Linked DNA regions of Homo sapiens: region 2 is linked to region 1. Evidence: read pairs that join two places in POLR2A ChIA-PET (ENCODE). Cell type or tissue: PC-9. All regions are shown on one strand. Links, peaks and the distances in the headings refer to the core of each region. The heading gives the core; the rest is flanking DNA. Region 1 overlaps ZC3HC1 (zinc finger C3HC-type containing 1). Region 2 overlaps NRF1 (nuclear respiratory factor 1).

Region 1 (4,393 bases), core at 191-4,190:
TAGTTGCTCAACAAAGTCACTCATAATCTTTTTTTTTTTTTTTGAGACAATCTCGCTGTTGCCCAGGCTGGAGTGCAGTGGCGTGATCTCGGCTCACTGCAGGATCCGCCTCCTGGGGTTCACACCATTCTCCTGCCTCAGCCTCCCGAGTAGCTGGGACTACAGGCGCCCGCCACTGCGCCTGGCTAATTTTTTATATTTTTAGTAGAGACGGGGTTTCACCGTGTTAGCCAGGATGGTCTCGATCTCCTGACCTCATGATCCGCCTGCCTCGGCCTCCCAAAGTGCTGGGATTACAGGCGTGAGCCACTGCGCCCAGCCCATTTTGTGATGTTTTAACTCTTGTTTCCATCTTCCCTTCCCCAGCTCAGCTCTGTGGTAGCCTTGAAAACCGACATCCCAGCGGGGCGTGGTGGCTCACACCTGTAATCCTAGCACTTTGGGAGGCCAAGGTGGGTGGATCACCTGAGGTCGGGAGTTTGAGACCAGCCTGACCAGCATGGAGAAACCCCGTCTCTACTAAAAATACAAAATTAGCCAGGCATGGTGGCGCATGCCTGTAATCCCAGCTACTCGGGAGGCTGAGGCAGAATCGCTTGAACCCGGGAGGCGGAGGTTTGGTGAGCTGAGATTGCGCCATTGCACTCCAGCCTGGGCAACAGAGCAAAACTCCATCTCAAAAAAAAAAAAAAAAAACAGAAAACCAACATCCCCACAATCATGGTGAAAACCAGTAGCTTAGCAGTCACCGGAGAGCACAGAAAAGAGGTGGAGCTCCTCCAAAGCCCCATTCCAGAGAACCACCATTATTTGATCTGTGTGGCAGTTGCCTAGAACATTATACTGTCGCAGTGAGAACACCCTTTTCCCCAGACAGGTTTTCAAAAATGATCATTGGCAACTGTTTAACATCACAGTTGCTTTGAGGCAGCAGTATGAGTTGGAGCAAGTAACAAGCTGACCAAAAACCTTAAAAGCTGGGAAATGAAATGTCCATAGGCAGGCTTGAAAGGCTCTGACATATTCCCTGGAATCTAGAAGGACATGTGCAGGTATAGAGCTATACACATGCCCAGCAAAGACCTGAAAAGGCCCTAAGCTCTCTCATCTCTGGCTGATGCTGAGGTTCTGCACAAGCAGGAAGTGAAGGCTAACACAGAACTGCAAACTGCCTGCTTGACTACTGAAGGTGTGCTCCCCCCACCACACACAGAGCTCCTTGGCAAGACTGGGGGACTTATTTGTTCAGGCATTTAAAGAAATCTCTGTCCAATCGTCCTGTGAAAGTTGATTTTGAGGCCGGGCACAGTGGCTCACGCCTGTAATCCCAACACTTTGGGAGGCCGAGGTGGGCGGATCACGAGGTCAGCAGTTCAAGACCAGCCTGGCCAACATGGTGAAACACTGTCTCTACTAAAAATACAAAAATTAGCCAGGCATGGTGGTGGGTGCCTGTAATCCTAGCTACTCGGGAGGCTGAGGCAGGAGAATTGCTTGAACCTGGGAGGTGGAGGTTGCAGTGAGCCGAGACCACGCCATTGCACTCCAGCCTGGGCAACAGAACAAGATTCCCTCTAAAAAAAAAAAAAAAGTAAGTTGATTTTGATAATTTTTGTAAGTGTTCTTTTTGCTCTCATAGAAGATTTTCAGATGCCCTTCCTCCACCATCCCCACTGAAGACATCCTACACAGATTGAGACAAGAAACATGAATTTGAGGCCAGGTACAGTTGCTCATGACTGTAATCCTAACATTTTGGGAGGCTGAGGTAGGAGGATCACTTGAAGCCAGGAGTTTGAGATCAGCCTGGGCAATATAGTGAGACCCCATCTCTACCAAAAAAAAAAAAATTAGCTGGATGTGGTGGCATACGCCTGTAGTCATAGTTACTCAGGAGGCTGAGGCAGGAGGATTGCTTAAGCCCAGGAATTCAAAGCTGCAGTGAGCTATGATTGTGCCACTGCACTGTAGCCTGGGAGAGAGAGAGAGAGGAGAGAGAAACGTGTACTTGATAGAAGAAATGGAAGGAAGGAAGGAAGGAAGGAAGGAAGGAAGGAAGGAAGGAAGGAAGGGAAGGAGGGAGGGAGGGAGGGACAGTAAGAGGGGAAGGGGGGAAGGGAAGGAGGGAAGGGAGGGAGGGGAGGGAAGGAAAGGAAGGGAAGGAAAAGAAAGAAGGGAAGGAAGGGAAAGATGGGAAGGAGGGGAAGGAGGGAGGGAGGAAGGGAGGGATGGACTACCTGATAGAAGAAATAATACTTACAAATATATCAGTGCTCTCCTGCTTACTAAAATTAATTTTTAAAATTAATTATTATTAGCCAGGTGGCACTTGTAAACCCAGCTACTCTGGATACTGAGGCAGAAGTATCACTTGAGCCCAAGAGTTCAAGGTCAGTCCGGGCAATAGAGAGAGACACCATCTTTTTCCTTTGCTGCAGTGCAGTGGTGCAATCATGGCTCGCCACAGCCTTAACCTCCCAAGCTTACGCGATCTTGCCACCTCAGCTTCCCGAGTAGCTGGGAACACAGGTATGCGTAACCATGCCCAGCTAATTTTTTGTATTTTTTGTAGAGATGGGGTTTTACTATATTGTCCAGGCTGGTCTTGAATTCCTGGACTCAAGCAATCTGCCCACTTCAGCCTCCGAAAGTGCTGGGACTACCCTGGCTGCATTTTAGTTTAATTGTAATGATTATTCTCTTATTTGAGTTTCAGATATTCACAAGTGGGGTAATGGATCTCCTTTAAGCTGGCTATTCTATTCTTTTAGCATTGTCTGTAGCATTTCTATAGCATTCTTTTTTTTTTTTTTTTTTTTTTTTTGAGACGGAGTCTTGCTCTGTCGCCCAGGCTGGAGTGCAGTGACACGATCCCGGCTCACTGCAACCTCTGCCTCCCAGGTTCAAGCAATTCTCCTGCCTTAGCCTCCCCAGTAGCTGGGACTACAGGCACGTGCCACCATGCCTGGCTTGTTTTTTGTATTTGCAATAGAGATGGGGTTTCACTGTGTTAGCCAGGATGGTCTCAAACTCCTGACCTCGTGATCTGCCTGCCTCGGTCACCCAAAGTGTTGGGATTACAGGCGTGAGCCACCACGCCTGGCCTGTCTGTAGCATTCTTGAAAGCATTCTTGCTTTCTAGCAACAACAGGATATTCTGGATCCAAGTTGATTTATTGTCCTTGCCCCAAGACATGGAATCAGCAACTCTCCAAAGAGCCTGATCCTTTTAATCACAGTAGACTAAAATGAGGGACCAAAATCTGGTTGCTAACAATGCAAAGAATTGTGGGCAGAAGTGCTGCTGTTACTACATTTGGGCCCCTTCTAATAGCAAAACTGGAAAAGATATTTTTTTAAACAGCCTTACTGAGGTCTAATTGACATAAACTGCACATGTTTGATAAGTTTTAACGTGCACATCCATGTAGCCATCACTGCTAGGTTTCTATTTTAACACCTTGAGTTTATAATTTATTTTCCCAATTTAATGCCGCATATTATTCTATCCTGTTTTTCTTTCATTTCCTTTTTTTTTTTTTTTAAGAGACAGGGTCGGCAGGGCATTTTGGCTCAAGCCTGTAATCCCAGCACTTTGGGAGGCCGAGGCGGGCGTATCACGAGGTCAGGAGATTGAGACTATCCTGGCTAACACGGTGAAACCCCGTCTCTACTAAAAATACAAAAAATTAGCCGGGTGTGGTGGCGGGCGCCTGTAGTCCCAGCTACTGGGTTGGCTGAGGCAGAAGAATGGCGTGAACCCGGGAGGCAGAGCTTGCAGTGAGCCGAGACCCTGCCACTGCACTCTAGCCTGGGCGACAGAGCGAGACTCCGTCTCAAAAAAAAAAAAAAAAAAAAAAAAAAAAGAGACAGGGTCTTGCTCTGTCATGCAGGCTGGAAGGCAGTGACATGATTATAGCTCACTATAACTTGGAATTCCTGGGTTAAAGGGATCCTCCTGCTTCAACCTCACGAGTAGCTTAGGATGACAGGGGTATGCCACCACATCTGGCTAATTTTAAAAAATTTTTTCTTTGTAGAGACAGGGTGCCCAGCCTGGTCCCAAACTCCTGGCCGCAAGTGATCCTCCCACCTTGGCCCTGCAAAACACTGGGATTACAGGCATGAGACTCCATGCCTGGCTGGGGTTATTACTTTAAGTCCTTTTATGTCTTCTAAGTTTAGTTCTTTGCCTCAAGACTTACCCCTTGCAGTTTGTACTCTACCCTAGTTCATGTTATCTATAACATCTCTTCCTTCAAAAAATCTCGTAGCTTCTCATCACATACATTTAATAAAATCATGGTTTGGCCACTGTCTACACTTTAGTCTTCTCTTCTATTCTCCCCACAGGGACACTGTGAGCCAGCCCTGTGAAACTATTACAGCATTC
Region 2 (4,393 bases), core at 309-4,308, 380 kb before region 1:
TGGAAGAACTGACATCTTGACAGTATTGTGTCTTCCTATGCATGAACATGGAATATCTCTCTCTATTTAGTTTTTATTTGATTATTTTCATCAGAGTTTTGTGTTTTTTTTCATATAGATCTTGTACATATTTTGTTAGATTTATACCTTACTCAGTATTTCACTTTTTGGTGGTGCAAATGTAAATGGTATTGTGTTTTTGATTTCAGATTCCACTTATTCATTTCTAGTATTTAGGAAAACAACCTTGTCCCTGCAACCTTGCTGTAATTACTTACTAGTTCCAGGAGTTTTTTTTATTGATTATTTTGGATTTTCTACATCAACAATCATGTCATCTATGAAGAAAGACAGTTCTATTTCTTCCTTCCCAATCAGGGTACCCTTTATTTCTTTTTAAAAATCTTATTGCATTAGTTAAGACTTCCAGTACAATGTTAAAAAGAAGTGGTGAGAGGAGATTTCCTTGTCTTCTTCCTGATCTTTTTTTTTTTGAGACAGAGTCCCGCCGTTGCTGTGTCACCCAGGCTGGAGCGTAGTGGCATGATCTCAGCTCACTGCAACCTCCACCTTCTGGGTTCAAGCGATTCTTCTGCCTCAGCCTCCTGAGTAGCTGGGATTACAGATGTGTACCACCACACCTGGCTAATTTTTATATTTTTAGTAGAGACAGGGTTTTTCCATGTTGGCCAGGCTGGTCCCGAACTCCCTACCTCAGGTGATACACCTGCCTCGGCCTCCCAAAGTGCTGGGATTACAGGCGTGAGCCACCTCGGCCAGCCTTCTTCCTAATCTTAATGGGAAAGCTTCTAGTTTTTCACATTATGATGTTAATAGTAGGTTTTTTGTAGCTGTTCTTTATCAGGTTGAGGAAATTCCCCTCTTTCTAATTAGCATTTTCTTCCTTTTTAAAACTGAATAATAAGTGGTATGTGTATACCACATTTTTTTTACCCATGCATTCATCGATGGTCACTTGGGTTGCTTCCACATTTTGGCTGTTGCGAATAAAGCTGCTATGAACATGGGTGTACAGATGTCTATTCAAGAATAGCTGGATCATGTGGTACTTCTATTTTTGTTTTTTTTTTGAGGAACTAATATGTAAAGTTTTATATACAAGGACATATTTTATACTGCATTGATGTTTAGTTTATAATAGCAAAAACTTGGCAGCATATTTGATCAGCAAGTGACTGGTTATATAAATTATGACACATGCATATAATAAAGTATTATGCAGCTGTTTAAAAAAGATATGGTAGATCTGTTATGTTTTGACATGTAACAATGTCCAGATATATTGTAATATGAAAAAGACAGACAATATGTATAATATGAACCTGTTTTTATTTTAAATCTATATATATGTATGCTCCAAATTTATTTTTCAAAAATAATGAACTTCTGGGGTGGGGGGGAGTGGAGATTATAAGTGTAATAGAAGAGCCAACTTTTAACCTTACTGCTTTATACATTACTGTATCATTTTGGGGTTTACAAGAAGCACAGTTTTTTGGGTTTTTTTTTGGAGGGGGTGTTTGTTTGTTTTTGAGACAGAGTCTTGCTCTGTCTCCCAGGCTGGAGTACAATGGCACAACCTTGGCTCACTGCAACCTCTGCCTCCCGAGTTCAAGCACTTCTCCTGCCTCAGCCTCCCAAGTAGCTGGGATTACAGGCGCCCACCACCACGCCTGGCTAATTTTTTTGTATTTTTAATAGAGACAGGGTTTTGCCATGTTGGCCAGGCTGGTCTCGAACTCCTGACCTCAGATGATCCACCTGCCTGGGCCTCCCAAAGTGCTGGGACTACAGGCACTTGCCGCCATGCCCTCAAGAAGCAGTTTTATAAGCAGAAAGACCAATTTGAATTTTTGGGAAAAAAGTTATTTGACTCTCACTCGTCTTTGACATACAAAGAAAATGTTAAGTATTTCACTTATTTACTAAGTGTTCTTATGTTCACAAGGCCAAATGCTAGTCACTGAGCTATCTTAAGTATGTTTTTATTGTTATATTTGAATGTCTTTTTATTATTAAGGGTATCTGTTGTTTTGTGATCTGAGGTATAAAATTAGTACAGCGAATTTCCATCAAAATGGTTTCACGTAAGAACACCACTCTGTCATTTTTATGTCACATTTGCATGGTGCTTCCCATTTCCTGTGACTTGGTGTGGCACGGTAAGTAGTGAAATTGGAATTTTGTCAAGGTTCCTCTGCTCTTGAATAAAATATCTCTTAGTTTAAACATTGTGTTATATTACACACTGAATCCTGTTCTTTTTCTTTTTTGTCTGACAGTAGAACTTCATGGAGGAACACGGAGTGACCCAAACCGAACATATGGCTACCATAGAAGCACATGCAGTGGCCCAGCAAGTGCAGCAGGTCCATGTGGCTACTTACACCGAGCATAGTATGCTGAGTGCTGATGAAGACTCGCCTTCTTCTCCCGAGGACACCTCTTACGATGACTCAGATATACTCAACTCCACAGCAGCTGATGAGGTGACAGCTCATCTGGCAGCTGCAGGTAGTGTTGTTTGGATTAGAAGCTCTTCTTTAATTTTTTTTTTTTTTTTTTTGGAGACAGCGTCTCACTCTGTTGCTCAGGCTGGGGTGCAGCAGCACAATCATGATTCACTGCAGCCTTGATCTTCCGGGTTCAAGTGATTCTCCCATCTCAGCCTCTGGAGTAGCTGGGACTGCTGATGTGTACCACCACATCTGGCTAATTTTTGTATATTTTGTAGAGACAGAAATGTCACTGTGTTACCCAGGTTGGCCTCAAAGTCCTGGGCTCAAGCGATCCTTCTGCCTCGGCCTCCTAAATTATTGGCATTACGGGTGTGAGTTACTATGCCTGGCCTTTATCACAACTTTTTTAAGCCTTGCAGTTATAACTTGAGCCTGTATTATACTGAGACTTGAGGTCTGTAATCACTTACTATCAGTGTTATGGCTTTGGTTTTATTTTTTCATCTATTCTGCCTATGTTTTGGCTTTAAACTGAAGCATTTATTCCAATTACGTTAAACAGAATCACTGACATGTATTTAGATTTAAATTTACCTTCTTTTCTATATGCTTTCTCTTTGCCCTACCTGTTCTGTTTACTTTTCTCTTTCTTGGCGTTTTCTTTTGTAGTGATTGAAAATTTTGTATTTTTTCATTTTTTTCTTGTTAGTTTGAAAGTTATAAGCTTTTACTATTATCAATACCTGTAGAAATTGTAACATACATCCTTTATTTATCAATGCCTTATGTTGACTAGGCTCAGTGGCTCACACCTGTAATCCCAGCACTTTGGGAGGCCAAGGTGGGAGGATCACTTGAGCCCAGGAGTTTGAGACCAGCCTGGGCAATGTAGTGCAATCCCATCTCTACCAAAAAAAAATTAGCTGGGTGTGGTGACGTGCTCCCTAGTCCCAGCTACTTGGGAGGCTGTGGTGGGATGACTGATCACTTGAGCCCAGGTGTTTGAGGGTGCAGTGAGCTATGATTACACCACTGCACTACAGCGTGAGTGACAGAGTGAGAGCCTGTGTCCAGTTGAAAAAAAAAAAAAAAAGGAAAAGCAAAACGTTGTATGTACTTGGAACTTTTAACCTCTACAGGGATAATACAAATTTCTTAGAACACTTGCATTTCATGCGCCCATCCTATATGCTATTGTTGTCCTTTGTATTCATTTTTGGTATACAGTTGGCTCTCTTTATCTGTGGGCTCCACATCTGCACATTCAACCAATTTTGATCAAAAGTATTAGGAAAAAATTAAAAGTAACAATATAACAATTAAAAATAATACAAATAAAAGGCCAATACAACAACTATTTGTATAGCATTTACACTGTATTAGGTATTATAATATTAGTATTAGTAACCTAGAAATGATACAGAAGGACGTGAATAGGTCATGTGAAACTACTACACCATTTTATATCAGGGACTTGAGCATCTACACATCAAGATGCTAGAAACAATCTCAAGAGGATTTGAAGGGACAACTGTATTTTAAACACCACAGGACTTTTTTTTTTTTTTTTTTTTTTTGAGATGGAGTCTCACTCTGTCGCCCAGGCTGGAGTGCAGTGGCACAATCTTGGCTCACTGCAGCTTCTGCCTCCTGGGTTGGAGCAACTCTCCTGTCTCAGCCTCCCGAGTAGCTGGGATTACAGGTGTGCGTCACCATGCCCAGCTAATTTTTGTGTTTTTAGTAGAGATGGGGTTTCACCCTGTTGGCCAGGCCGGTCTTGAATTCCTGACCTCGGGTGATCCACCCATCTCGGCCTCCCAGAGTGCTGGGATTATAGGCGTGAGCCACCGCATCCAGCGAACAATATTTTTATTTAAAAAATAATGTTAATTTTTTTTCCTGCATCTCCAACT

Evidence for each region. Peaks named below come from ENCODE experiments on the same cell type or tissue, not always from the same donor. Only the 100,000 strongest peaks of a DNase experiment are listed, where the experiment ranks them.
Region 2: POLR2A ChIA-PET joins it to region 1 with 5 read pairs; 3 of 35 experiments call an interaction of 5 or more read pairs at or near these places.

What each region holds. Positions count from the first base shown.
Region 1 is chr7:130,030,647-130,035,039 of GRCh38, forward strand. The region is part of intron 4 of ZC3HC1 (zinc finger C3HC-type containing 1); the gene reads right to left. Among named protein-coding and RNA genes, the nearest start is that of ZC3HC1, 19 kb to the right of the region's middle. In PC-9, for the core only: no CTCF peak of the experiment used is centred there; no DNase peak of the experiment used is centred there.
Region 2 is chr7:129,655,040-129,659,432 of GRCh38, forward strand. NRF1 (nuclear respiratory factor 1) reads left to right here. Exons shown (of 11, transcript NM_005011.5): 2 at 2,307-2,535. The coding sequence starts at 2,313. Among named protein-coding and RNA genes, the nearest start is that of NRF1, 46 kb to the left of the region's middle. In PC-9, for the core only: no CTCF peak of the experiment used is centred there; no DNase peak of the experiment used is centred there; H3K27ac peaks cover 563 bases.